Linked DNA regions of Homo sapiens: regions 1 and 2 are each linked to region 3. A link is a loop called in an ENCODE intact Hi-C map of the cell type or tissue named here. Cell type or tissue: PC-3. All regions are shown on one strand. Links, peaks and the distances in the headings refer to the core of each region. The heading gives the core; the rest is flanking DNA.

Evidence for each region. A loop is a pair of places that touch in the nucleus more often than their neighbours do. Peaks named below come from ENCODE experiments on the same cell type or tissue, not always from the same donor. Only the 100,000 strongest peaks of a DNase experiment are listed, where the experiment ranks them.
Region 1: it touches region 3 in a loop (3-fold over the local background); 4 of 110 quality-filtered maps call a loop at or near these places.
Region 2: it touches region 3 in a loop (4-fold over the local background); 4 of 110 quality-filtered maps call a loop at or near these places.

The regions. Positions count from the first base shown.
Region 1 is chr17:69,706,924-69,717,246 of GRCh38, forward strand. The region is part of intron 3 of LINC01483 (long intergenic non-protein coding RNA 1483); the gene reads left to right. Among named protein-coding and RNA genes, the nearest start is that of LINC01483, 120 kb to the left of the region's middle. In PC-3, for the core only: no CTCF peak of the experiment used is centred there; a DNase peak (open chromatin) is centred at 4,208.
Region 2 is chr17:69,571,023-69,581,345 of GRCh38, forward strand. No RefSeq gene overlaps it. Among named protein-coding and RNA genes, the nearest start is that of LINC01483, 18 kb to the right of the region's middle. In PC-3, for the core only: no CTCF peak of the experiment used is centred there; a DNase peak (open chromatin) is centred at 4,519; H3K27ac peaks cover 1,743 bases.
Region 3 is chr17:69,649,646-69,659,968 of GRCh38, forward strand. All of the region lies in intron 3 of LINC01483 (long intergenic non-protein coding RNA 1483), which reads left to right. Among named protein-coding and RNA genes, the nearest start is that of LINC01483, 61 kb to the left of the region's middle. In PC-3, for the core only: no CTCF peak of the experiment used is centred there; a DNase peak (open chromatin) is centred at 5,466; H3K27ac peaks cover 454 bases.

The sequences.
Region 1 (10,323 bases), core at 1,154-9,153, 57 kb after region 3:
ACAGGAAGGGAGAAAAGCCAATACAGTTTAGGTGAATGAATGGGTTATCACTATGGACAACTGGGGCTCCATCATCCTAGAGACTTTCTAAAAGGCCACACAGAGCATATCTCAGGAGTGTTCCACTGTGGGCAAAAAAGCTGGGTCTTTATTTACCAGCTTCTTTTTTTTTGAATAGCAAATAGTTTATTGGTAAGTACATGATTTCAACGGGAGTAATAAATTCACATGAAAAGGAGACAATAATTAAGTCAAAAGAATAAATACTTACTAATCGTCAGAAAATCTGTGGCCATTAGGGCTGGCACGTAAAAATCCAAAATCACTCAGAGGCCAAATCTTAAAGAAGATTCGTCCTCTTATTAGTCCATACGGAATAGGTCCATAGTACCTGGAATCCATAGAATTCTGTAGATTATCACCTTCTAACCAAACATGACCCATTGGCACCGCAGGTCTGTTCTAGAATTCATTCAGTTTTTAGGGAAGTCACAGGGCTTCCAGAAAAAAAAAAATTAAAGCATGTCTTAAAGCATAGGTGGGTGATCCATTATTTCAGGAATCCTCGGGCCCTAAAGAACCCTGAAGACCCTCAGCCAGGACACAGGTGGGCCTTTCTCACCTGGGCCCCACCGTATATTTACCAGCTTCTGTGCTTCCTTATTGCCTGGGGCAATAACTTACCTGGCCGGTCCTCCTGCAGGCTGAGCTCACACCTGTAGCCAGAGCCACAGGCAGGAAGCGGTGCAGACAGTTGAGGCAGAAAACCATGAATGTGTGTGGCAACTGCCCCCTGATGCTGCAGGTGACCTTCAGGGTGGGCTGAAGGATGTGTGCATGGCACTGACATTTTGAAAGTTAGGCATGGGAGCTTGGCCCTGATGTGCTAAAGAGCAGAGATTCACTAAATATTTTTGCACACTTTAGTATCTTGAAAGTAGTGTTTCTAAGCACATGCCTGGCAGTATAATGGAAGTTACTTTAGAGTAGGTAGAGACCTGAGGCAGTGATAATGGTCCAAGTATAAAGGCCAGAGAGGCTGCAATAAGGCACTGGTCATTACAATGCAGAGGAAGAACAAATACAGAACATCATTTACACTTTTTCTTTCACTACTATATACTATTCCATACTAAGAATGTACTGTACTACGATGAATCTCACAAATACAGCATAGAGCATCAAAAAGGACAAGGTGCAGGAGAAAATATATGGTATAATGCCATATAAAGGTAAAAGCGTGCCACTTACATATAGTTTAGAGACACGCATTGTGTGATGTGGGTAGCAAAAGTATAAAGAAACTTATTAGAATAATAAATTCCAAATTCAGGACAATAATTAGCTTCTAAGGGACAGAGAGGAGATATAATTGGGAAGTGGTTCTTTGGGGCTTCAATCATGTTGGCCGGCCTTCCTTCCTTTTTCTCTCTGTCTCTCTCTCTCCCTGTCTCTCTCTCTCTTTCTTTCTTTCTTTTTTTCAGAGTCTCACTCTGTCACCCAGGCTGGAGTGCAGTGGCACGATCTTGGCTCACTGCAACTTCCACCTCCTGGGTTCAAGCTATTCTCCTGCCTCAGGCTCCCAAGTAGCTGGGATTATAGCTGCCTGCCACCACACCCGGCTAATTTTTGTATTTTTAGTAGAGATGGGGTTTCACCATGTTGGCCAGGCTGGTCTTGAACTCCTGACCTCAGGTGATCTGCCTGCCTCAGCCTCCCAAAGTGCTGGGATTACAGGCATGAGCCACCTCACCCTGCCCACTTTATTTCTTAAGCTGGGTGGTTGGTACATTGCTGCTCATTTTGTAATTATACATTTTTGGCATTTCTAAATGAACTCAAGATATGTTTTAAAACATGTTAAAGCATAGAACTTGATGACTCAGGGTATAAATAGAAGAATGAGAACTAGCTAAGTTGATTCCACAGGTTCTTTTTTAGAGGGATTTTTTGTTTTGTTTTTTACTTTTAACTGTATTCGACAAATCATAGTTGCATATACTTATGGGGCACAAACTGGTGTTATGATTTTTTCAATATAAAGTGGAATGAGGAAACTAAGTGAATTAACATATTTATCCACTCAAATACTTCACCTACTTTGTAATGAGAGCACTAGAAATTTCCTCTCTTGAGATGCATAATAGTCAATTATCAGCTATATTAAACATGATGTTCTATTGATTAAAAAAAACTCAACTTAGGGTTTTTACAATATGATTTAAAAATTATTTTTTTCACACACATGTATACACATATATTGACATAAGACAACAGTAAGGAAATAATTCTCATGTGTTATATCTTTCTTGCTGTCTATACTGAAGCCCCAATAATAATATTTTAATTAACTAGTGAGTTGTAATTTCCATTTGCAAAGGATTATAGAAGGCAAAAATCACAGAATTTAGAGAAATAAATGATTAAAGTAATTTTTACAAAAATGTCTCCAAAAATAGCACTATTAAGATGAATTTTCCTCAAACGAGCCAGTCACAGAGCTGCAGCTAAACATTGTGAACAGGTTTTTATCATCAGCAGCTCCAAGGGGGAGCTGTGAACCTTCTTTCTTGTACCAGTTTTCGAGGAATAACAGCATAATCTGCCTCTGTTCTTGCACAGTAGGGCTAAAAATGACTACTTATACAATAGTGCATGATGAATGACACCACCAATGAATGACAACTACAAAAGAAACAGTATCAGTGTATTTTCCGCTAGTTGTGGTTTCTTTTAACCACTGCCTGTCTCTGCTCTCACTGACTGTTAGTGACGTCAAAGTAAAATGCCCATGCTAAGGGAAAAATGGAAAATAACTCCGAGAACATACTGAGTTTCTTCACTTGCAATTAAATCCTTCAACGTAATGATGTACCAAGGCGTACCAAGAAAGACAAATAACTCAAATCATTTTAAGAGCACCAGTGTTTTCTCTGAGTATTTGTGAGGTAATGCTGAAGACAGCAATGCAATTCCACAAGAAGAAAGTCCTGACTATGAAATTTTTATAAAATGAAAGTCAAACCTGTTTTTCCCTCCGAAAATTTATGTACTAAAATTTATGCAACACCATTTGTCGTTTCGTTGGACTTTGAATTTTGCTGTAATTTTTATGGGAAGAGGGACTGCATTTAGTAAAACCTAAAAACTTAAATAAAACTGCTTTTTTTCTGCAGCCAAATAAAATAAAAACTTAGGAGATTTGCTGAGAAGACATGTCTGGGGTTTCTGGTTAGTTTGTCACAAGACAAGTCAGAAAGACTTGTCAGAATCAAGGTACAACCAGAAAATCCAAGTCCTCTTATTCCTCTCCCTTAGTTTTAACTTTGCTTTGCTCTTAGAGAATGGGAAAATAATAACACTAATCTGGATATGGTGTTTTTGATGACACTGGAGAAATGAAATCTCTTTGTTATAAACTTTTTGTAGTCAAAAAGAGGGTTTCCTGAGTTTTCCACTGTACCGGGAGTCATCAACCTTTCATAAAGGGAGTCTTGAGTTCATGATTTTTGTCTTGCATGACAGGCATTGGGAGAAGGCTGTAGTTGGGGCTATTCTTTCTTCATGTGTAATTACCCCTAAAAAGATTACGTCTATTAGTCATTGAGACCTTACTGTGAGTTAATTTAATTGGATCATTAAATTGCTTTTATCTTTACAAATGGCAAGGATCAGAACACGTATTGATCCTTAAATCAACAAATATTATAGTGAACAATTTGGGCTGAGGCATTTTACCAGGACTTAGGCAATTTTTTGGCGGGGAGGAGGGTGGGGAAGGGGCATGGAAAAGGGAGGGAAAACATGGGAGAATGAAGTATTTTGGGTGTGTACTTTGGACAGCTACAAGATGGCAGAAAGAGTGAGATATTTAGGATTTTGGAAATGCGGGGTGTGACTGAGTTTGTAGGTGTGCGTGCATTTGGGAGGGGAATACTACCGTCTGGTTCTGGGGCCATGAATACTAAACATCCTACAGTTGCAGTAAGATGACACAAATAATTGTCATGCCCACAGGCTAAGTGTGCTTTTGTTGAGAAACTGATCAAATACACAAACTGAACTGGGGAATCTACACTTCTATACTTTGTATTTTGCTCAGAGCCTCGGTGGCAGTAATAGAGAATCATTGACTAATTCATCTAGTGCCTTAAACCTTGGTATTTTCATAGTTTGTTGTTGCTTGCACTGGAGTCCAAAAATCAATGAGTCAACTGAGAGGTGAATCAAAGCAAAGTCAGCAGCAAGGGCAGGTGACTAACTTGTGCAAAATATCATCATTGATGTCCAAAGCAGCAGATCTGTATATTGTAAAAAAAAAAAAAAAAAAAAAAAACCCGTATGATTTTGTAAGCAAGCCATCAATATCTAGTAATCCTCTATCCTACATTTTCTCCTCCACTAACCAGCTCCATACCATTTCCTTTTAAACATCATTGACAAAGAATGTTTTAACTTAAAAAATGTTAGCAATACTGTAGATATCTGAGGATAGTGATAAATCACTGATAGCCTATGGATTAGGCATTTTCCCAGTGGAATCAAGACATTAAATTAAACCACACATTGAGTGATAATGCACCTATATGTAGCATTTCTAGTACCTACAGTTAATGAAGTGGTTTTAATCATTCATTTCACAATATTAACAGATTGGGACCAGAGCAGCCAGCAGATGTTTTCAATTTTGGGCCCTTTGTTTGCTGTGGAAGATGCACCTTTGCTGAGCTTGGCTGCTGAATGGACGGCCCTCGCTGAGCTTGTCAGCCTTAACACTGGTTAGTGATTTGTGTTGGGCTATTAAACGCAGAAGAAAAGCAATGTGGTCTTTTTTTTTCAGGGAAAGAATAGATGGAATGTCCCTGAATAAATACTAGAAGGGCATTATGACTTTTAAAAGTTGGCTCGGGCAAGCATCACTTACTAATGCCTGGGAGGCCCCTTGGAGTGGAATAAATCATGGGTAATGATATAATAATTTTTTAAAAAATATAGTGTGGAAAACCAATGTCTACTTGCAAATGTCATATCTAGTATCCAGGAAACTAACATCACCACATTTTAAGAAGGGTCTGTGTATCTAAACTAAAAATAATTCTTAATAGCCTTTGCTAAAAACAAACAGATAATTTGACAAACAGACTGCAAACAAGCATGAAAAGGGAATAGAGCAGTTTTTGCCTTTGATTTTAAGGATCAGTCCTGGTAGAAGGAGCTGATGCCCAAAATATTCCATGCAATTTCCTAATACTTGATTCAAATCCTTTGACGAAGAAATGTATCAAGGTTTGTATAATTGCTGAAAGAAATTTAAAAAAAGAAAACACAGCCCCCTCCACTACCAGCAAAACTATCAACCAAACAAAAACACATTGAAAACAGCACAGATGTTTCTAATTGCTTGAGCAAACAGCCTATGTTGAGATTATTTGGTGAATACCTAAAATGTGGTATGTTCTTGTCCTTTATCTGCTAGGAAGGTCAAAGCTGAATGAGGAACAGTAGCAAAATATTCAAAGTGTCTCCTGGTGACACAGAAGTGTAAGTTTCTGAGCAACCTTGAGGAATCAAGTAATAGGCGAACACCAGAACATCCAAGCATCAAGCCAAGGAGGCAGTGGGCTTCTAGGTATCTTTCCTGGTTTCATATCATGTCTTTATTCCGCTGTCTGACAGCAGAGAGCTCAACTGGCGTATATTCTCTCTTATCACAATTTGGATGATTTTCTTTGACTTTAACAATATGTACAAGGAAACTCACATCTTTATACCAACACCAGTTCTTTCATAATATTGGAGTTACCAAATAGATGGGTGTTGTTTAAAGGTGAAGTCGGAGATCTCATGAAGCTGAGAAGTAAACATAGTGAATCTGTGTCTATACAGCTTCAGATTCTTCCCCTGAGCACAGAGTCAATGGAAAATATTACAAAAGTGTGAAAACAATTTCCCACGGGAAAGGAGGGCCTAAGCAGTGTCTTAGAAGGTTGCCACAGCTCAAGTTTTTCTCCGTGCAGCAGGATGAGGGCTAAGCTTATCAACTTCAGCTTTATATTTCTGGGGAATTAATCAAACTGGCAGATTACAATGATCTCTCAAGAGAATTACTGTATGAACCCTTTGATAGATGTCCAGTTACTCAGGATTACATGAAGTTTATGAGTTTCTCAGGAAATTAGGTGTGACCCTTATTTTGCCAAAGTTAATTGCCCTTGCAGTCTTGGTATATTGCAAAACCTATCACCAGTAGGAATTTGATTGAAGTGGCTTGGCCCCAAGCTGTTGCACCAATTGTGATTTGGGGTTAAGAGATTAAAGTGGCAGAAAGGGTAGGGAGAAAAAAAATTAGAAATTTGATACAGGGCTTTGCAGATTTAATTTTAGCTCTGAGAAGAGAGATGCCAACCACGGGCTCATTCTCAGTTTAAACCAGATTAAGAATGATCTCAGATTTCTCCCATCTTTAAGGGTTTAAGATTACATGATAATAATGACTGAGACGAAAAGCAAAAGGTCAGAGGCAGAAGGCCAAATTGGTGAGGCTGGCCTGGGTTGATGAGCAGAGTGGCCAGGATGGGTTTTAGCAGACCTGACCCTGCCTCCGAAATATCTCCCCCAGTTCATTAGTCTAGTAATTTGTCCAGGTGTGACTCTGGGTGGCATGGTGTTCTAGCTGCAGCACCCCACTGGGTCCAGTCTCATTGGGCCCATTTTTGGGTGGCAAAACAGAACCAGAGGAATCATCAATAGAATAATAAGGAGTTTGGGTTCTGGAGAGAGAATCACTAGATACAAAATCCAGGTTTACTGTTTGCTAGAATATTAAGGAAATGACTCAACCTTTCTGTGCCTCAATTTCCTCATCTGTAAACGGGAATTATAAAGCACCATCTCATAGAAATTTTTTAATAAGTAAATTCATTTTATTTTCTTACTGTTTGCACCACGTGGGAAGCAATTTTATATTTCATTCACTGCGGCATCCCCAGTGCCAGAACACTGCCTAACACAAAGTAGATGCTTGATATTTGTTAAAGGAGTGGATAAATGTAGTGTTCCTTGCAATGCCTGGGACACATTAAACCCTTAGTCAATGTTGGTTGTTTGCGTAATTTTTCTTTAAAGTGAGGACTTTGTTTGTCTTTCTACTTTCAATACCCAGCACAGTGCTAGAATACAGAAAGAAGATGCTGTGTGAGGGAAAATAATACTCCAATCCTCCAAAGATGAAATTAGGGTTAAAACGCTGGAAAAATACCTTTTCTGTGTAACTTAACCTGAGATAGTTTTCCATTTACAATTCTCTCTACCAACTCTCTTGGAAGAACACAGTGTTTGTTTACAATGATTTACCTCCCTTAAGGAAATTCAGCATAGTAGAAGGTCCACTACGCAAACACCGTTAGGTCACTGTTCACTTTTGCTTATAGCCATGGATGTCCAATCTTTTGGATTCCCTGGGCCACATTGGAAGAAGAAGAATTGTCTTGGGCCACATATAAAATGCACTAACACTACCAATAGCTGATGAGCTAAAGAAGCATTGCAAACAAAAACTTCATAACGTTTTAAGAAAGTTTACAAATTTGTGTGAGGCCACATTCAAAGTTGTCTTGGGCCACATGCTGCCCTCAGGCCACAGGTTGGACAAGCTTGGTTTACGCCATTAACATTCAGGGAGATTCAATGCTGTGTTTGGTTAAAAAAAAAAAGTATTAATTTAAAAATATTCAGGTCAGCATGATTAAAATAGTCACAAGTTACTTCTATAGCTTTATCTGTTGTATTAGCTCTTTGCAGGCAGCTGCAACTTTGAACTGGTGAATGCTGTTTCTTAGTACAGTCATTCAGTGATGTGTTTTCAGGATCTGAATCAAAAGAACATTTTTCTGCAATCTACACAAACCTGTTTGGCACGTGCTCTTGTTTATGGAAAATCCAAATGTATATTTGTGTTCTTTTGGAAGGGGTGGGAGTTGGAAGGGAGCTCACACAGGAGATTAAGACTTTATCTTTCCACTCGGCAAGCTGAATTCTTAAAGTCCTATCTGATTTCATAAAGTAAGCAGAAGTTGGAGCTCAGTCTAGACTCTGGCTGACCAGCAGACAAAAGAAAGGTATACACTCAGCTGAGGGCCAGTAGCAGACTCTACTTGAAGGATGATCTGGAGTGGAAGAAGAAATCGGGCCACGATGAAGATGCCTTTTCCTTCACTGAGTAACTACCCTTTGCTGGTCACTTCATACATACTATCTCATTCATTTCTCGTTACTCCAAGAGGTAGCTATGACTATGAAAAGTACACAGATGAAACAGGCTCAGAGAGCTATTTGCCTGATATTCCACAGCTGAGAAATGGTAGCATCAGGACCACAATAACATGTAACACATCAAAATATATTTTTTATAATTTTCACTATGGAAAATCTCATATGCATAGAAGAGTTGAAAGCACATCACAATTAACTTTCCTGAACGCATCGCTGAGTTTCAAAAATTATTAACTCATAAACAATTCTATTCATCTCTACCAGCCTTACTCCAGTCCTTCCCCACATAGCAGATGCTATGATGTGTTATAGATAGCATATTTCATTATATATTTCCAAAAGAGAAATATTTGTTTAATGTATAGTGAAAACATCACTTTATACCTAAATTAAAACAATGATTTTTAAAAACTACCATCTAATATCCAGTTGGTGTCTGAATTTGTTTGATTATGGGGCTGTGATTTTAACACAGGTCTACACTAAGAGTTTGAGGTACAAGCGTGTGATAAGGTTGGTAGATGTAGTTGACCCCCTCTGAAAATCTTGCCACAACAATTTTGTCTTAAATTCTTCAAATAGAAACCTGCCTTTGGGTCCCTTGGGTCCCTCAGAAGCAAGTGCCTCATAGGTTTCTGTATTAGTCAGATTTCTCACTGCCATAAAGAAATACCTGAGACTGGGTAATATATAAAGAAAAGAGGTTTAATTGAGTCACAGTTCCACATGGCTGGGGAGGCCTCAGGAAACTTACAATCATGGCGGAAGAGGAAGAGGCACATCTTACATGGTGGTGGGTGAGAGAGAGTGAGCAGGGAAAACTGCCTTGTAAAACCATCAGATCTCGTGCGAACTCACTATCACAAGAACAGATGGGGGAAACCGTGCCCATGATCAAATCATCTCCCACCTGGTCCCTCCCTCAACATGTGGGGATTATGGAGATTACAATTCGAGATGAGATTTCGGTGGGGACACAGAGCCAAAGCATAACAGTTTCCATTCTGTGTTTAACAAGACAGATGTAACAAGTAAAGGACACTAGGAAAATATATGATTCAGCTCCTTGCCTCAGTCCCTCCAACAGATAATGGGTTTCTGGTGGAAGAGAAGAAGTGTGGTATGGAGAGGAAGGGTGACAAATCATTCCCCAGCTGTAAAAAGGTAGGCATTTTTACTCTAAGCCAGGAAATAATATAACTCATGATCACGTTGTTCTTGTCAACATGAAGTTAAGAAATGATTATGTAAAGGAATAAAACATGATCTGTGTTCTAGCTGTTTAGTTGGGTTTTATTGCCATTTCTAATAAAAGATTTCAGCTAAAGCATTAGATCAGTAGCCTTTGATTTCTAAACTTAGGTAGAAATCCAGTTTTGTTCTTTGATTCTCTTTCCGTGCATTCCTGGAATTCATGAGTTTTGCCCTGAACTTTCTGGAAGCAAGGGCTGAAGTCCGGACATGACTTTTCAATTAATACAAACCGTAGTCTCTGGTTCTCCTCGATGTTAGCATGTGACATGACTGGAGGCCTTTATTTTGCTTAGTGCAGTGACCAAGCAAATGAGTGCATGCTCCTGAATATTTAACAAGCGTGACAGCCTGTGTGGCTGGAGTTGCAGCTGGCTATGCTTAGCTTTTTAATCTAGGTGCTTTCTCAACTGATAATGCATGTTTTACCCCATTAGACTGGATTTTGTCACGTCACATCAGGAATGTGATTGTGCTTTTGGATTTCAGGCAGGGAAAAAGAGTTACACACAAGACCAGCTGTATAATTTGCAGGGCCTCGTGCTGGCCTTGTGTGCAACTATTCAAACATTAAGAATTTCAAGGAACCATCAGCAGAGCCCTTTTAAGATTGGAGACTTGTGTAGCACATATATGAAATTGACTCTGATCACAGAGCACATAGCATCCAGCTGGAAACGAACAGGTTAATCTTTGTGGTGCTTCTAAAATGGGGGAAAATAACAGAGAGCTGAGAGTTTAACTCAGTTTAGTTGCAGAGTTATAGATGACAAGCAAAGGGTCCAGTGATCCAAGACGGTC
Region 2 (10,323 bases), core at 1,418-9,417, 79 kb before region 3:
CCTCACCATGTGCACTGAGAAACCACACTGAATACACTTTTAATTATTTTATTATTATTATTTTTGAGACAGAGTCTCACTCTGTCACCCAGGCTGGAGTGCAGTGGCGCGATCTCGGCTTGCTGCAACCTTTACTTCCCGGGTTCAGGCGATCCTCATGCCTCAGCCTCCCGAGTAGCTGGCATTACAGGCATGTGCCACCACACCCAGCTAATTTTTGTATTTTTAGTACAGTCAGGATTTCATCATGTTGGCCAGGCTAGTCTCGATCTCCCGACCTCAGGTGATCCGCCCACCTCGGCCTTCCAAAGTGCTGGGATTACAGACATGAGCCACCGCACCTGGCTGTGAATGCACTTTTTAAATTAAAAATACAAACATACAAACAAAAGAAAACAAAACAAAAAACACCCTCTCTGTGTAAAGCAGCTTAATTATCCACCAATTCTTTGTTATTGTAGAGCAGTAGTTACGCCCCTAAGAGAGATGACCGCAGAGAATTACAAAGAAAAAGCCTGCTGACCTATATACATGCTTATTCCTTATTTCAACTGACAATATGGAAATGATAGAAGATACTCCCTTTAGTACCTATGGATTTTCCCACGTTCTTTTATAGAAACTTTGGGGTCCCTCAAGATGAAAAAAAGCTATCCTCAGATCCTCACTTACTCCTGTAATACAGTGAACATCACAGAGTAAAACAGAGTCTGAGCAAGATCCCTCTTGGTAAATAGTCTGCTGCTGAGACTGCCCCTTGGCACTTGGCCACTGTGACACCAATTTCAAAAGGTTAGATCTAAATGGCAAATGTTCTTAAAATATCCTCTTAATTATCTGTTGACTTTAAAAATCATATTTAACAGTAGTATTCATTTATGTCCTAAATGGGAATTGTCTTGTTTTTCTCTTTGGTGCCCTTGATATTAAATTGCTGTGGTTTGGGGAGAATTCTAAGTGGACCCCGTTTGTTCTTATTGAGGGTGGGCCTTGAGGCACATACTGACTTTCTGTGAATTTGTCTGTCTACAGAGCAAGGGGTCTGGGTGACTGTGTCAGAATGTGGGGTAAGGTGTGGCAGTGTGTGGGTGGGGATTAGAAGCCTCCAACTTGCCTAGGAACATCTCTCCATTCTTTATTCTTGAGCCAGACTTACAATCTGAAGAGTACTCTCTGCGTACTTTGAAGAAGGCGCCATGATGTTTCTTGGGGCGGTACACACTTGCAAATGAAAAGTCATATTATACTTGGTAGATTTCTCATCACTTATGGTTATTTAAGCAGATGAGAAGGAATTCTACAAAATAAGTACATAGAAAGGCTGACGCGATGGCTCAATGCCTGTAATCCCAGCACTTTGGGAAGCCGAGGCGGGTGGATCACGAGGTCAGGAGATTGAGACCATCCTGGCTAACATGGTGAAACGCTGTCTTTACTAAAAATACAAAAATTAGCCGAGTGTGGTGGTGCATGCCTGTAATCCCAGCTACTCAGGAGGCTGAGGCAGGACAATCGCTTGCAGTGAGCTGAGATCGCGCCACTGCACTCCAGCCTGGTGGCAGAGTGAGACTCCATCTCAAAAAAAAAAAAAAAAAAGTACATAGAATAGTCAGATATGAAAAAAGGCACAAATTATACTTTGTATAGTGATTCCTCTACTCATTCTTGATAAACTGTAGAATACTGCTTCCCTTGTCACACAATCCTTTTAATTAAAAAAAATGCAATGATATGCTTGCTGAATTTTTATAAGGAAGATTCTTAGGTCAGCCTTTGACATGGAGACATGTACTCGCTGAATGAATAAATCAAGATAGAAAACCTTATTTATTTAGCCAGAAATGTGCTGTGCAGCTCTTCCCTGGAGCTCCCAGAATTTCCCAGTAGTGGATCTCATAGAAAGAATTCACAGGTGAAGCTTCAGCAGAAAAGGAACCAGAAAGATAATCACTAATGTTCTTTTCCTCCCCTCCCTTCGTCTCCCCTCCCCTCCCCTCCTATCCCCTTTTTTCCCTTCCCTTCTCCTCCCCTCCCCTCTCCTTTCCTTCCTTCTCCTCCTGTCCCCTTTCTTCCTCCCCTCTTCCCTCCCCTCCCTCCCCTCTCCTCTCCTCCACGTCCCTCCCTCTCTTTCCCGTTTTCTTTCTTATTTCTTCCTCTACTCCCTCTTCCTCCTCCTTTAAGAAATGACATAATTTAAGACACTGCTGCAGATGATTTAAAACATATATTTACCTTCCTTTTTTGGATATGACCTAAAAGGAAAAAGTGATGTAAAGGAAGAAAACGACAGGTTAGAATAACTCCTCCTCCTCCTCTTCTGGTTATAAAGATTGGTCTCCAGTAGCATAATATGAAGGGAGCTGGAGATGATCTGCTCAGTGTCAGGGTGGTGTTATGTGCTTGTCTGAAAAATGAAAAGATGATTTAATCTTGTGTATGTGTTTTAACAGGATTAACTTCATGACCCCATGGAGAAGGGGTAGAGTAAGGATCTCACACCAGTGGCCTAAGGAAGTACAATTATGGAAACTGGAGGGTGTGTGCTAACTACCAACCAGTCCGGAACTTCAGTTGTGTTCATAAGGGTCCACACAACAACCTTCACCCTTGCCCAGGCTGTAAACCTCATCTGGGTTATTCTGACTCTCCATCCTGAAGTTATTTTTCTTCCCCAGTGCAGTTGAGAACTCTTTCATCAGGTCAGCAGGGAAAGGCATACGAAGCAGGATAATCTGGAAATGTGCTGGGAGAACTCTTTTTGTCCATGAGCTAAACATACCTTAATAACCTTGCCTTTAAAACAACAAACAAACAAGTAAAAAGCATACATAAGAACCAGAAACAAAATATTAACAATGACAATAACCAAACTAAACAAAAACAAAAACTATCTTGTACTGCTCCGGGTTGCAGGTTTTTAACATAACTAAGAAATTGTTATTAAAATAAAAGATATTCATTGGGAAAATGTAGATAAGCAAGTAGAAAAAGATGAAACACAGTCTTAGCATTCAGAAATAACTCTGGTTATATTTTTTGGGTTTAGACTCTCAAAGTGTGTGTGTGTGTGTGTCTTTCTCTCCTACACACAACCAATACAAATATAAATTTACCAAAATGAAAACATATTTGCTCTTATTACTCTTAATAAGCATACTCATTCTTTAATAACTGCAAAATATGTGATCATATGAGTGTACTATAGTGAATGTAACTGGCTATTACTACTGTGTATGTAAGATGTCTTGCATTTTTTCTTTCTTATAAATTGCTTTATAAAAATTGTTCTTGTAGCCAAGTGTTTGTGACGTTACAAATGTTTACTTAGGATAAATTCCTAGAAGCAGGATTTCTATGTTAGAGGTTAAGGACATTCTGAAAGCTTTTGTTGTTAAGTAATGCGAAGACACCAAGAGGTCTCACCCACACATTCTTTTGTCAGCAGTATATGAGATGCCTAGATTCTCACTACTCCTGAGGGTAATCATTGAAGTTAAAGGAAATACTTAAAAGTGGATTTTTGAAGAGGAATGACTAGGCAGTTTAATTCTGCCTTTTGGAACATTCAGACTTTATTGCCAGACCAGTCTTTTTCGGGAATTCACTTGTTACCAAATGACTTAGAGTCACACTGAAGGCTGAAGCCTATAAAAGGGGTCACACCGATGGTATTGTTCATTCATTTATAAGAAAGATCACGTCTTTCTTGCTTTATTCAAAGGAGCGGAAGCTGGCTTGCTTCCAGCTGGGATATCCTGATTGGAAGTCAACTCGGACAGTCAGCTTTGCTCCTTCCTTACCATCCTCTTAGTGCAAGTTCCTCAAAGAAGACTGATGTGTACACAGTCTGGTTTGCACATATACAATGCATCAAACACATGATCTGCTTTGCTCATCCTGTGTGGCTTTGGGGTCCAAGGGGAGGGGAGAGGAAAGAGGCTGAGAAAATGGGCATTTCTTCCTGGTAAGTCCATATCAAAGATCAGTGTTTGGCTCACCAACAGCTGCTACACTAATTATTCATCTTAATAACAATGAGTAACGATGTTTAAAAATCCCGAGTGCCTATCAACACTACATTTAGTGCTATACAATATGCTTAGCTCAAAGTCCTCATTGGACATTTTATAATAGCCTTTAAAATAATACTTACATTTTCAAAGCCCTTTACCGTGGATGAAGTGTTTTCATATTGATAAGTGAATGTACGATGGGTGGTCAGATTTGGTGGTATTTCATGCTTTTTACCTGTGTTTGAATAGTGCTCAATTTCAGGCCTTCTGACTATTCCTTCTGTTTCATGTCTACTGTTTAAATCCTTACTTAAAAAAAACCAATGATGGGCTCAAATCTCTTATCGTATTTCTTAATGGGATGGGATAAAATGAAGGATGTGGTTAGCTGTGATGACACATTTAAATAAATAGAAAAAATAGAAAAGTCAATCATGTGGCAAGATATGCTTTCACTTAGTGCCTTGTCCCCTGGAAGTCAACATGAAAAAGTGCTCTGGGTCTTGGATTAGAAAAAGCCCCAAACATCTTTCATGCATGGCTGGAAGTGTAAGACTCGTTATCCTGGCTCTAATCCAGTGCAAAGGGGAATTTCAAGAGCTGGTTCACATATTTGTAATTTTCCAGTTTTGAGCATACACTTCCTATCCTGGCCATTTGTGCTTTCTGGGGGAAGCCAGCAAATTGCTTGTGCAGAGGGAAAATGCTTCTTGATATCTTAAAACCGTAAAGTGCTGTGGGATATTTTTGGATAAAGAGTTGAGGGAGATCATTAATTTTGTAACCACTGTGTTGTCATTAGCACAGTTCTAGGCTTACAATGTTTTATTAGTGTGGTTTGCATGATTAGTTTACTTGGAGAATTATTATAAATTATTGATGCTATCATTCTGCTGTGGGGAAGCCTAGCGAACTGGAGGAAATAAAAAAGGCATAGATTTTGTTGTTGTTGTTTTTAATCCTAGTTTATGAGCTGCAGTACTCACTAAAGTGCTTTGGAAATCTACTAAAAAGTTTGTTAATTCAGGAAAAAAGATACTGGTTCAGAGGACCACCAGAGGAAGCTTCAGGGAGCAGAGGGGCTCCGGAAGGTCTTTAAGCAGGAAAATAGTACTATGAGCAACAAACTACCTTGTTTGATTGAAATGGAGCATTTTCTAAGAAGTTGAAAGGCAATGGGGTCAAAAAGATAAAACTTTTTGTCATTTAGCTAAAAAGTTTAAGAGTAGCTTTCAAGGGCCAGGCGTGGTGGCTCACGCCTATAATCCCAGCACTTTGACAGGCCAAGGCGGGCAGATCACAAGGTCAGGAGATTGAGACCATCCTGGCTAACACGGTAAAACCCCGTCTCTACTAAAAATACAAAAAAAAAAAAAAAAAAAAATCAGCCGGGCATGGTGGCGGGTGCCTGTAGTCCCAGCTACTCGGGAGGCTGAGTCAGGAGAATGGCGTGAACCTGGTAGGTGGAGCTTGCAGTGAGCCGAGATCGTGCCACTGCATTCCAGCCTGGGTGACAAGAGCGAGACTACGCCTCAAATAAAATAAAATAAAATAAAATAAAATAAAATAAAATAAAATAAAATAAAATAAAATAACTTTCAAGAAGCCAGAGCTAAGTGCTAGGAGAAATCTCCCAAGAAGATGGACACAGGTGATGTATCCTACATAGTAAGCCACATGGCCCATCATGGCTGCTTGCTGCATGAGAGGCTGCCCTTCTTGCAACTAAACATGACGACCATGACTGGCCAGAACCCTTGCTGGAGGAAGGAGAGAAGAGCAGAAGGCATTTACATAAAAGATACATCAACACTTCTCATTGTGAAAATATAAAAATAAACCCAAAGCCCTTGTTGGTGGCCGACCCTCAATCCTGGCACTGTTGCTGGATTGACTTATCCTTCTAGATGAGCTATGCTCTTTTGTGATTTGGGCTTTCTGTAAATGGTATCCCACTGCACACCCAAACATAAACGTGCTTGTAACATGTCAAGTATCTCTTGAAGCTCTTTCTGTATAAGTATACTCAGAACCACTTTTAATTTTAAACTGCAGATTGCATGTTATAGTAGGATGTACTCTATATATGTGGTCATTCTCCTGTAAATAGACAGTTAGGTTTTTCTGATGCTGCCTGCCAGATGAGAACAATGTTGTGGGTTCCAGGTGTTTAATGTCAGTTATTTTCTACCCAGTCAGGTGAAGAAGTGATATTCCGCGAATGTCTAAGGTTGGCTGGCCAGCAGAGTTTGGACGGTTGAACACACTTTTTGGTTCTGCCTCTGCATGGGTAAGCGCGTAAGACCCGTGTTGTTGCTTCTACTTAGCCTTAGAGGAAAATGTCTTAACTACAGTGTTGAGGGAACTATGTTCCCATCAGGGGACACCTGCATTTATTCCATAGGACAGTTACGTTATGTTAATATTTTTCTGATTTTCCTCTCCTTTCTGTAAGGGTAAAGGAAAAAAAACTTTTAACCTATGTTTTAGACTTCAGTGAGAACCCTCTCCTATATTCATACTTTCATTACTTTTCAGTAGATTCATAGAAACATCTATGTAGACTTAACAGTTTGGCCATTAGCTTATGGTAAAGCTTAGGACATATTCTTCCTAGCCTAAATGTGAGTATTCATTTGTGATTTAAATGACTGTGTTGCCTTTTTGTTTTGTGACTTAGACAGGGCTGATACCGGTTATGGGATGTGTGTATTATCCTAGCTCCCATAAAAGGGGCTGATTTTCCTACTAAAATCATTAAAGAAGCAAAACCTATTATGGGAAATAATGATTAGATCACAACATCCTCGATAAATAGAGAACTGGCTAGTTAAAATGACCTAGTTAAAAATGTTAATTTTGTTCATGGGTTTTAAAGTTTTATATTCCTGTTTAGCAGGAAGGGAGAATTTATTTAGGACTGAATGGAAGCTATTACAGGTGGTATTATTATTATAGAGTAACCCATGAAGAAGGATATTTTGTTTAAGCCTTCAATATCATACAATATTAAGTATTTCATAAACAATAAAAATAATCTTTTCTCTGTTGACTTTGGTTACTGATACTATTTGAAATAGAATAATGGGTTCAGTTCAGGATATCTGAGAGCAAAGATTACAAGGGAAAATTGCTGAAGATAAACCCCCCTCTCCTGCAATCTCTAAGGGCAGAGTTTATCTTGTCTGGTCTAACTCATCTGGGAATTTCAGACCTCTGAAAAAGTTCTGTTTGGAGTGAATGATTGGCCTTGAATTTTGACCTTTATAACAGAGATAACTTGGATTTTTTGGGAAATTTGATGATGATGTATAGTGAATTTTCTTATCTGGGAAAGATGAGTTTTTGAAGTGTTGTTATGGAATGGGTCTTTCTGGAAGAGTCTAGTTTTGATTCAAGCTAGCTTCCCAAATGCTGCTTGAAATCATAACATCTTGGAGAATGCTTGTACTGCTCTTAAGTAGGCAGGGGATCTTTGCTTATTCCCTGGCAGCGATGTATGGCATTTCCAGTTACTCAGGCTTAGGAAATAGAGCAGTTTTCTCCCGCAGGACTCAACTCTGCACTCTGCAAAAGAATGGCCTCTTTAGGGTACTTTGGATTTATTGTGCTAGTTTAAGCAAGGGGCACTTGACTGGGTATGATTTACTTTGTGTTTACAAGAGAAAAACAAATAAACAAACTTCCGTCTCTATTAGGTAATTGACAAATGTTTATGGAGTGTTTACTGTGCACTTTCAATTGTGCCATGCCCTTTTGGGGACATAAAAATAAATTATCGGAAGTTTCTGAATTACTTTCCCCCCAAACACCATTCTCTTCTCTAGGCAGGACTTTCCATTTAACTGTACCTAAAAATCCCAAGTCAGATAATTTTTGAGATTGTGTCTGCCTTCCCAGAAACATCAGCACATCTGGAGCTGTGGCCTTGGGGTTGCTTGAATTTGACTCCTTGCCCATTCTTCATGTCTGTGTTCTGGACCCCTTGCAGGTCAGCTTTTTGTTTTGTTCCTGTCTACTGCTGGCCTCTTCAGACCTTGCACTTGTCCATATGTCTGCTCCTGTCTGTTCCAAGTCAGGTTTCCAGCTTCACTGTCATTGGATTCAATTCCTATCAGCTACTGGGTCTGCTCCTGTCTTGGCCTTGCTTTGGTGACCCCCGTTCTACTCTTGGGCTCTAGATTCTCTTCCTTCTTTTAGCTCACAGCTTGGTGTTGAGCCATGGTTTATACCCATCATGACTTTATCCAGCTGTTTTCAAGGGGAGGCTGGGCAAGAGGATGTGTATGCCTTGGTGAAAAAGTATTACCTCTTTAGGGAAACTGGTTATACTGTCCAGGATACCTGTGGAAACACATCCGTGACATTAGTTGTGGCAATAGCATGGCGGTGAGGAGCACATTCTGGAATTAGGTAACCTTGATTCTCTGTCCTTTGCCTCCCATCTGTGTAGCTTTGTAGGGGTTATTAATCCTCTGTTTCCTTGTATGTAAAATTTGAACATGACAAATTTCACAGGGTTGTTGTGAGCTAGAAGATGCATAGGATATCCTTAGCATATAATAAATGCTCAGTAAATAATAGCTATTGCTTTCACTATAAATGTCTGGGGAATTGCAAGTAGCTTGGAGTTATTATTGCATGCTTTAATAACGTGGAAGTTATGCTACAAGCTTTGGTTAGTCTTTCTAATTTATTACAACTGATATATATTAGGTATTTTCTATGAGCAAAGGGTTATGTCAAGCACTTTCCAGGATGTAAAGTATAGAATATGATTTCCCTTGAAAGAGGTTGCAATTTATTAGGAAACAAACAAAACAATTTTATTAAGAGGCCAAATGTGATAGATGGTGCAAGGGAGATGCCAAGTCTAGTGGGAGCAGAAGGAAAGAATGGGGTGTCTAATGACTCAGAGAACTGGAAAGCGCTCCGTCAAGTAGAGGACATCTGAACTGGACCTTGAAGGATGTGAGTATTTCTGAAGACAAAGAAGGGAGATGTAGGAATTTGAGTAGGCAGATATTGAGGTAAGAAGGCATATTTAGGGTAAAGTAACCTTGAGCAGGCAGATATTGAGGTAAGAGGAAATATTTGGGGAAAGTGGTCTTACAGTGTTATTTAAATTGGGGATCTTTGTAAATGTACAATTGGAGACCATTGTATGAATGATCTCAAATGTCAAATGTCATGGCCAACAAATTTAGACTTTATTCTATGGCAAGTGGAGAGTGTTGAGCAGCAGAGTGTTATAATCAGGTCACATTTAAGGAAAGATTGGCTGGAATAGATCCTGAGATGAACTGGAGCTGCTGTATTAGACCTGGAGGCAGTGGGAAGCGAGAACAAATTATTGCATTTGTCTAGGTAGGAGGAATCCTAGATCGTATTAGGATATAAGAGAGAAAACATGTAAGAGTCATTTCAGTGGTTGAAGCAAGAGGACTGATTGAATTTAGAAGGCAGGGAAGGTGGATACATTGGAGAACTCATTGGAGTCTGGGAGTCTGGGAAAACAGTGACATCATTAACATAGAAATGGAAGGAAGGAGAAGGATAAAGAAAGATGATCAGTCTTGTTTAGTACATATAGACGTGGTATCTAGGACTAGTGGCACATTCTGGTGGAAATATTTAGCAGCCAGTTGGAAAGACCTTGTAAGGTAGCACTGCTCAAATCCCGTTGGGATTTAGTTTGTTTTTAAATCCATGTAGGCTAGAATCCTTCTCATACTTCTTGTACTCAGTATTTTTTTTTTTGCGCTATTCTCCTTAGCAGCATCTAATACCAGTTTTCCCCTTTGGAGGTTTGCCCAGTGGTGCAGTTAGGGAAATAATGATAATGATTCTGCCTCGTGTGTGTGTGTGTGTGTGTGTGTGTGTGTGTGTGTGTGTATTATAGCTCAGTCTATAAGGGAACGTGCAATCTTTAACTTATCTGACCTCTGTTTTCTAACTTGTAAAATACGATGAATAATAATCACCTTATCTATCTCCTGGAATAGTTGTGTGTCCAAATTAGAATGTGACTAAAAACACAATTAAAGTGCTATATAAATAAAATGAATCATTCTTATACTCATCATCAAAGTCCTTAGCGGATGTCTTTCGTGTGACTTTTAAACCCATTCTCCCATTGCTTCCTATAAAGTAGGAAATCACCCAATGAGAACTCCTTTTTTTTTTTTTTTTGGCATTAGCCTGTGAATCATAGACTTATTTCTTCTAAAGTGACAATTAAAAGCAAAGAGAAAGAAAGCCCAACTGCATAAACACATCTATTTATATTTTAAACTGAAAGTGCATTCAC
Region 3 (10,323 bases), core at 1,398-9,397:
AGACAGTTGCAGTATTGGCTAATCATCACTGCTAACTATTTCCAAGACTTTTTCATCTTCCCAAATAGAAACTATGTACCCATTAAACACTAATGCCCCTTCTTCAAACCCTGGTAACTTCTATTCTACTTTTTGTCTTTATAAATTTGCATATTCTAGGTTATTTTATTTAGATGCAATTGTACAATAGTTGTCCTTTTGTGTCCTTCTGGCTTATTTTATCTACCATAATGTTTTCAAGGGTCATCCAGGTTGTAACACGTATCAGAATTTTATTGCTTTTTGTAACTGAATAATGTTCCTTTGTATGTATATAACACATTTTGTTTATCTATGAATCTATTGACAGCTGGGTTGTTTCCACCTTTTGGTGGGAAAATATGAACAATAATATAAATAATGTGAATATTGTGAATAATGCTGCTAGGAACATTAGTGCACACATATATGTCTGAGTCCTCAATTTCAGTTCTTTTGGTTATATCCTTAGGAGTGAAATTGCTGGATAGTATAATAATTCTATGTTTAACTTTTTGAGGAACTTCCTGTTTACCATAGTGGCTGCATTTTTACACTTGTATTACCAGTTTACAAGGGTTCTAATGTCCCCACATCCTCACCACCACAGGTTATTTTTAGTTTTTGTTGTTGTTGTTGTTGTTGTTTTGTTTTGTTTTCATAAGAGCCATCCTTATGAGCATGAAGTGATACCACACCGTTGTTTTGATTTGCATTTCCCTATTAATGTTGAGCATCTTTTCATGTGCAATAAGCACAGTGAATAATCATTTGTGTATCTTCTTTGGAGAAGTGTCTATTTAAGTCCTTTTGCCCATTTACAAATTTTTGTGGTTGCTGTTGTTGAGTTGTCCAGAGTACACCCTTATATTATTTTTTTTGAGACAGAGTCTCACCCTGTCACCCAGGCTGGAGTGCAATGGCTCAATCTCGGCTCACTGCAACCTCCACCTCCCGGGTTCAAATGATTCTCCTGCCTCGGCCTCCTGAGTAGCTGGGATTACAGGTGTGTGCCACCACACCCGGCTAATTTTTTTATCTTTGATAGAGATGGGGTTTCACCATGTTGGCCAGGCTGGTCTCAAACTCCTGACCTCATGATCTGCCTGCTTCAGGGTCCCAAGTGTTGGGATTACAGGCATGAGCCATGGCGCCTGGCCACCCTTCTATTATTTTAACTGCTCTTGTTGGCCATGCACCGTGCCAGAAAAATATACATTTGATCATCTAGCTTATTGGAGAGCTTGGAGGTCTTGAAAAACCTTCACTGGGTGTAGCATATTCTGTTATTCCCACTCTACATTCCCTCAGGCCTGATCATGGTTCCAACTCTTTGACAGCTTTCTTTGGTGCACAGGGCATTCTGGAAGTGCTTGAGAAATAACTCCCTACCTTGACAGTCTCAATCAATGACTGATGGGAATTAGTGTATAATTAACTAACTAGGATGGGATAACGCTGAGACACAAATTCTACACTGGCTCCTAGAGCTCCGCAGCAGGATTATGTCACATTTACTCTCAGTAGTAACTACCTTAGTAATGCACCTTTTATTTATTTTCCTTTCCTGGCTCGCTTTCCCATTTTTCTGGCGTTTCCTAGCATCTCCTCCAAACGAACAACTTACACTTGAGCCCTTGTCTCATGATCTGCTTCTGGGAATCTGAACTAAGGGAAGCACAGATTATGTGCAGGGCACAAAGAAATAGATGTATTGGATTTGGGCAGAGGGGGGAGTTTCAGCACATTCCTTCCATTACTGTCCTTCCCTAGGATCTTCTTCCTGGAGGCCCCTTTCCTTGTTGGGGTAGAATGGGAAGCACATTAACAATGCCTTACTTACCAGACTATCGGTGGGCAATTAAGCAGTGGTTGCAACTCTCAGTGACATAATAAGATCATTTACTCTTGTTTTCCATTGCAAACTGTTTTTGGCGGTCTAATTTTTAGTTTCCATATACTTTCCCAATACAATATTCCTTAGTTACATCAGAGAGTGGCTTAATATCAAAGGCTGGACATTGTCTTAAAATAAGATGGTCTTCCAAAGTTTTGAGTGATAGATAAGTATGACCTTATAGTTAGGAATTTCACAGGCAATTTGTCATTCGCTCTTTGGTACTATTATGATTTCCATCTTAAAGATGAGAAAACTGAGACTTAAAATAATATTGGAAACACAGTAGGCACACAATAAATCTTAAGCTTTATTTTTTATTATATTGAAATTTTTGATTCTATAACATAAATGTCATTTTAATCAATAAATGAGACAAAGACAAAAGGCTCACTTATCAGACCTGCTTTTGGAAGAAAAGTGGAGGGAACAACTAATTTGCTAGTTAAAAGACTCAGGTTTCAAATATCCTGACGTTTTTAATGTAGGCAAAAAAAATTATAGCACAAGTATAGGATGTGGGAGCCCTGGCTAGACAGCAGTTGACCACAAATTTTATATGAGCCAACAGTGTGATGTGGTTACTCTAATGCAATGTCCAGCATCATTCTATGAAGGCATCTGTTCAGAAAATGGGTGTATTCCTCCTTGGTCAGGTCAAATGTGTTCACTGGAAGGACCAACATTTTAAGCGAGATGTTGCTGAAGTAGGAAGCTAGCAGAAGACTTTGAGAATGGTGAAACATTCTGGAAGCCCTGCTATCTGAGAAACACTTGAGAGCACTAGTATTAACTCACCTGGGTCTGAGAGATACAGTCCAATGATGAGCTTGGGAATAAGACTGATCTGCACTGAATTTCAGCTTCTCTACTTTGTAGCTTTGTGACCTTAGACAAGAGACTCTCTCTGTACTTCAGTTCCGTTTTCTTTAATAGGGGGAAATAATTCATGCCCTCATATACCCTAGAAAGTCCAAATAAGAGACTATCAGCAAAATAATTGGCTCATACCAGGTGTACAGTAAATATCAACCTTCAGTTTTTCAGATAGTTGGAGAATTGTCATGTGTATTAGTCCATTTTCAGACTGCTATGAAGAAATTTCCAAGACTGGGTAATTTTTAAGGAAAAAGAGGTTTAATGGACTCACAGTTCCACATGACTAGGTAGGCCTCACAATCATGGCAGAAGGTGAGGGAAGAGCAAAGGCATGTCTTACATGGCAGCAGGCAAGAGAGCATGTGCAGGGGAACTGCCCCTTGTAAAACCATTAGATCTTGTGAGACTTACTCACTATCATAAGAACAGCACGGGAAAAACCCGCTCCCATGATTCAATTACCTCCCACTGGGTCCCTCCTCCCCGACACATGAGGATTATGAGAGCTACAATTTAAGATGAGATTTGGCTGGGGACACAGCCAAACCATATCATCATGTGAGAAGTGGTCTTTCCTTTGAAGACAAAACTAGGACTAGTGGGTAGTAATTACAAGGAGAAAATTTCAGTTCAATATTACGACTAACCTACTAATAATTTAATTATCTTACAAAATGCAGATGCCTAAAAATATCAGGCTTCTATCTGGAACATCTGAATTGTTTGGCCAACTCCCTACATGGCAGACATCAAACATAGTGAGGTTAAAGCAGAATTCTTGGGTTACTTTTATTGCCTGGAAACCTAGTCATCCCCCAGTTTTCTACATGTCAGTAACTTGTACCATCTCCTGCTCAGGTGCTCAAGCCAGGTATCTTGACAGTGCATGTGATTCTTTTTTTTTTTTTTTAACTCATCTCCACCCCATGCTGCAAAGTCGACCTAGCCAGTTGTGCCAATCTAACCTCCCCAAAGCATAATCCAAACTCTTCCACTTCTCTCCATTTCTTGCATTGCCACCACAATCCAAACTATCAAAATCTTTTCCCTGATCTATCATAATAGCCTTATAATTGGTTTCCTTGCTTCTATTTCTGCTGCTTTGGATTCTATTCTCTCTACATGAGCAATATTTTAAAATATGTTGTTTAAAACTGCCTAATAGATCTGATTGTGCTTAGAATAGAACACACAATCCTCGTCACAGCCCACAAAGCCCAGCATTGAATGATCTCTGCACCCATTCCAGGCTTGTCTTTCAGTACCCTGAACCTAGCCCATCATCTCCAGCCTGCTTATTTATTTTTCCATGCCAAGCTGATTCCCACCTTAGACTCTTCATCTTACCTATTCCTTCTGCTTGGAAAACACTTATTTCTGAGCCCCAATGTCATATCCTGCAATAGACCATCATTGAATACCCAGTCTTTAGTAGCTATCTACACACTCTCACATTATTCTGTTTTAATGCTTTGAATTATACTTATCACTATCTTATGATTTTCTTGTTTATTAATTTATTACCCACACCTAAAAATATGGATTTAACACATAGATGCATAAACAATGAAACTAAATGCCCCACAAAATAGCAGGTCCCTTATCAATGAGAATATACAAGCAGGCTTTCTTTGGTGACCATATACTACCAGATGTTGTAGAAAGGATTCCTGCCCTTATCAGAGGTCCAGCTAGATGACCACTGGAATTTCTTCTAATCCGCAGATCCTATGATCTTCTTGACAGTTTCCATCTTCAGCAGGTCACAAGCTGTTTTAAGTGTGAAAGAATTAGTGTTTTTTTGCATATTTAAAAAAAGAAAGAAAAAAGGGAGGAAGAATGAAAGGGAAGAAGAAAAGTTGCTCTAGGACAAGTATGTTTGAAAATGGATGCGCGCGCACACACAAAATCAGTTAATTAGCTGATTTTTATGAATTGACCAATGAATTTGGTCGACTATTAACTAATTTTAGTTGGTAGACCTGAGCTAAATAGCACATAGACTAATAAATACTGGCAGTTACGGATATTCATTCACACATCAGCTTTTACTATGAGCAGTTTTCTTACTATGTCGGTCTCAGATGTTGAAATTTGTGCTCTTCTATAAAAATCAAAAAGCAGAGATTCATTCTTTTCCATGGACTTCATCTGTTCCTTGTTTCAACTGCATAAATATTATTTACATGTCATGGGTTTCTGACCTCTATTGGTGGAGACCAAATCGATTACCCATGAGCCGCTCAATTTGCAATCATTTAAAATTCCACTCTCTCTGGCACAGAAAAAGAACAATGGAAACTTGTCATAGTGCTCTCTTTTTGGTTTATTTCCTTTCCCTCATTTTTCTTTTTTATTTTCCCTTTTCTTCCCCACCAGTTTCTCTTTTTCATTTCTTCATGTACCAGGAGTCCCTAAGGGACATTCAGATCTTTCAGCAGCCATTTCATTTTTTATCACAAAATTAAAATGTCAGATCCTTTCAAGAACCCTTCAGAGTTACAAGGTCAGTAAAGCCCAAGTCTGCTGAATGCAGGTGTTCCAGTCTTGAAGGAGGGGACCAAGGAAAGTGACTGTCATGTGAGTGGTGTGTGGTTTATCTACCAAGTGGCAACATCTCTCACTCTCACTATGTCTGCACTGCTCTGAGGGTAACCTGATCTGTCTTTAATCTACTCTGACCACAGAGCAAATGTTTTAAATAAAATCTCTGCATGAGTGAGTCACTACTCTTCTGGCTTTTGTATGACATACCAAGGACTGATGGTTTACTTTGCCTGAGTAACAAAATTAATATAAGAGAAACATTTTTGTTATGTGGTATCTTAAAAAAAAATACAAAAAGAAGAAAAAGGAGACATATGGACCTGAGCAGTGAAATTTGGATGAAAAAGTTCCACTTGACACGGAGAAAATATTGAAAAAAAATGTAGTAAATGCTTTTTTGGCAGAGAAGGACAAAAAAAATCAGCAGGAAGAAGTAGAAAGAGACACTTTCACTGAACAGCTGCAGTGACTCTAATACCACTTATGTAAGGTCCTAATCTTGAAGCAGCTTATTTATGTTATCATTTAAAATGTGATACATTATCTCAAAAGTTTTTAAATCTATAGGTGCTTGTTTATTTGGTAGAGTCTGCATTACAATGGAGGGACATGCTCGTGTTTTTGTGGGTCCTAGGGAGGCTGGATTAGAGCTGAATGCAGACATTCAGTGGATGTCTTCCTCTGGCTCGGATAGATGAGGTGCTTATGGCATGTACAAGTTTCCATGCTATTTTGCCTGACCCGAAGTATCCACCGTTTGAAGTATCAGCTCGGTTTTCATGGGTTCTGAAGCCCAGACCAAATGTTCTACATCGAATGAAAGGAGTGTGATCTGAAGACGGGCAAAGTGTCCTGGGGTGCCTCAATGATCTCTTATGAGTGAACACTTCATGATGTGTGCAGTATAGCTTGTGTAGCAATTTTAATTTTCCATGAAACGTTTCTGATTACAAAATGAAATGGAACTGTTTTTGACCCAAATCTTTCTTTACCCGAAGAAGACACAACCTATAAAAACAAAGCCACTCTTTCCCAGGTTGGCAAATCTTGCATAAAAATAGTCCCGTGATAAAAATGGCAGACCTAGCTGAGGCCAAAGAGGGAGGTGAACCTTAGCATTCAAGAGAGGACAGGTTTAGAGTTTCCTTCTATCTCTGTAGCTATGACAGTTATTGGCAGTGCGATCTCGGGTGAGTTATTTTTCTGCATAGAGACTCATTTCTCACATCTCAAAGTGGGCTAATTCTGTCTGGTTCCCTCCATACAGTATGGATAACTGCAATTATGTATGCACAATCCTAGCATATTTTTATCATATAATCCATTAATGACTAAGTATGATGTAAGCTGTAGGCTTTTTTTTGGTAGATGATTTTTTTTTGATGATTTTTAGCTTACATAGGGACGTGTCCAATTAGGGATTCAGTAAATGATATTATATTTATTATAAAATATTTGCTGAGAGCATCTTTCAGGAGTCCTTTGTCTCCCTTCTATCTGGTATGATATTCGTATGCAACATTTTATTCTTCAACTCAAAGTGCAGTGTTTGATGCTCTTTCAGTGATAGCTCTACACTTTGTTTCTGAAGCAGGTGCAAAACTTACTGTACAAATTCAGAGGAAAGGTTAGATTATTTTTACAAAAATTTAATTAAATTTGACTCTCAGTTTCTAACTTGCTGGCTTAGCAGGGAATTGACTGTCAATCAAAACTGGGGTTCCTAGGGAGTTGAAGGAAAGTTCCCGGCATCTTAGGCAGTATAGAAAACATTCAAGGGCTAACCCTGGTGTGGGCCCTTGTAGAGGGGCTCTGCTGCTTCTCTGTCTGGGCATTGGCATCTTTGGAAAGATCAGGATTGCTAGTGTTCTGAGTGAAGCCTTCCTAGGTTGATCCATTCAGTCTACTGAGGCCTGGTCATTTTCTAGGAAGCTGAGAGGAAACAGGTTTGGGATCCCTACTAGTCATAGGACTCAAGGATCTCTGTAACATACCTGAGTTTGGGGAACTATACATTTTCCTATTTCTCTCTATTCCTAATACTTCATTTTCTTTAATACTTCTCTCACTTCTTTCACCCTATATGAAATACACTTACTATGATCTACTAAAAAAAAATTTAGGGTTTTGAAGACACAAGCCAAAAAATGAAGTTGTCTTCAGACAACTTCAGACTTCTGCCTTGCAACAGGAACACTGTCAGACAATAGAGCATGAAAGTTTGACTATTTCCTTGCAGGGAGAAATACAGATAAACAAAACACACACTTTTATCATTGCCAATAAACTTGCCACATGCCAATATTGAGGATGATCAAAAGGGGCATTTTGAAAATGTTGGTTTCAATTTACTTTTTACAAATTTAAAATGAGTAGAGACATTCTTTACTTAAGATTGGTAGTGGGTAGTTGGAGAAGATAACTCAGAATGGATTTTTTAAGTAAACTTTTAAATTTTGGAATAGATTTAAATTTACAGAAAAATTGTGAAAGTAGTCCAGATGGTGCCCCTATGTCATGTGCTCAGTTTCCCCTATGATTAATATCATACATTTAGCATGGGACATTTGTCATAACTGATGAACCAATATGTTGATATATTAACTAAAGTCCGTATGTTATTCAGATTTCCCTCATTTTAACCTAGTGATCCTTTTAGCATTCTATCTAGGATATCACATTATACTTACTCATGTCTCCTAGTGCCTCTCTTAGCCGTGACAGTTTCTCAGACTTTTCTTATTTTTTTTAATAGCCTTAACAGTTTTTATTTATTTATTTTAATTTTTAATTTTTTTATTTTTTTTTGAGTCAGAGTCTTGCTCTTGCTCTGTCATCCAGGCTGTAGTGCAGCAGTGCGATCTCGGCTCACTGCAACCTCTGCCTACCAGATTCAAGCAATTCTCGTGCCTCAGCCTCCCGAGTACCTGGGATTACAGGTGTGCACCACCATGCCCGGCTAATTTTTGTATTTTTTAGTAGAGACAGAGTTTCACCATGTTGGCCAGGCTGGTCTTGAATTCCTAGTCTCAAGTGATCCACTTGCCTTGGCCCCCCAAAATGATGGGATCACAGGTGTGACCCATCACATCGGTCCAGCCTTAACAGTTTTGAGGAGTAGTAGTCAGTTTGTAGGGTGCATCCGTATGCAATTTTTATGATGTTTTTTCAGTTATACAGGTGTTACAGATTTTGAGGAGGAAGAACACAGAGGTAAAGGGCTATTCTTATTAAATCATATCAAAGGTACATGGTATTAACATGACATCACTGTTGCTGCTAACTTTGATCACTTGGCTGAGATGAGGTTTATTAGGTTTCTCTACTATAAAGTTATGCTCTCCTTCTCTCCCCACCACAGCCAGCTTTCCTTTCTTTACTGTTTGGAAAGAAGTCAATATATGTAGCTTACACTTATGGGATGGGGAGTTATGGTCTATCTCTTTGAGGGGAAAATTATCTCTTATTCCTTATTTAGTGTGATATTATGATTTATAAAAAGAAATATATATTTGGTCTTCATCCCCATTTTCTGGCATATGGCACCTAAAACTCTTAAAATCCCCTAACTGATGTGTGTTTTTGCATGCTAATGAGATGGTTGATGGCTCGTGGCTCCTGAGGAGCCTCAGGATGGGGGCTAGTTACAGGGAAGGCCAAGCCTGTGATCAGAGGACTGAGGTTTTCTTTTCTTTTCTTTTCTTTTCTTTTTTTCTTTTGAGACGGAGTCTCGCTCTGTGGCCCAGGCTGGAGAGCAGTGGTGTGATCCTGGCTCACTCAACCTCTGCCTCCTGGCTTTAAGCGATCCTCCTGCCTCAGCCTCCTGAGTAGCTGCGATTACAGGAATGCACCACCACGCCCAGCTAATTTCTGTATTTTTAGTAGAGATGGTGTTTTGCCATGTTGGCCAGGCTGGTCTTGAACTTCTGACTTCAGGTGATGCACCCGCCTCGGCCTCTTAAAGTGCTGAGATTACAGGCGTGAGCCACCACACCCAACCAAGGAGGACTGAAATTTTCAACCCTATCTTCTGACCTCCAGATAGAGGTGAGAGGTTGAAGGTTCAGTTGACCACCAGTGGCCAATGATGTAATCAATCATGACTATATAATAAAGCCTCCATAGAAACCCACAAGGATAATTTTCAGAGAGCTTCCAAAATGGTGAGTATGTTAGTGACCAGGTTCAAGATGCCTGTGTGCAGCAAGCCAATTATTGAGATGACAGGTTTTGGAAAAAAGAAAAGATTTTATGCACAAGGCTGCCATGCGAGGAGAAGGGAGAGCAAATCTCATATCTGCTTCCCCAAAGATAGGGTTTTAAAGATATTTTTGGGATAAAGGTGCAAAGTGGTCCAAAACACGGGGAAAGGTGATTGGGGACAAGGAAAAGCAAGGTATGCTTTTCCAGCAGAACCAACCCTTTCTCTTCTTCCTCTTCTTCCTCAGTCTACTCAACATGAAGACTTTTTAAGGAGCCACTTCCACTTAATGAATAGTAAATATATTTTCTCTTCCTTACGATTTTCTACTGGTCTATTTTGCATTGCTATAAAAGAATACCTGAGACTGCATAATTTATGAAGAAAAGTGGTTTATTTGGCTCACAGTTCTGCAGGCAGTACAAGCATGGTAGTTGCATCTGCTTGGCTTCTCGTGAAGCCTCAGGAGTTTACAATAATGGTAGAAGTTGAAGGGGGAGTAGGCATGTCACATGGTAAGAGAGGAAGTGAGAGAGATATAAGTCTTCTTTAAGCAACCAGCTCTTACTTGAACTAATAGAGTGAGAACTCACTCTTCACCAAGGGGATGGCACTAAGCCATTCATAAGGAATCCAGCCTCATGACCCAAACATCTCCCACTAGGCCCACTTGCAACATTGAGGATTACATTTCAGCATGAGATTCGGAGGGCATGAAACATCCAAACTACATCACGAGGTAATTGTTGATGTGCCATGTGTAGTCAAGCATCGTGGTTCT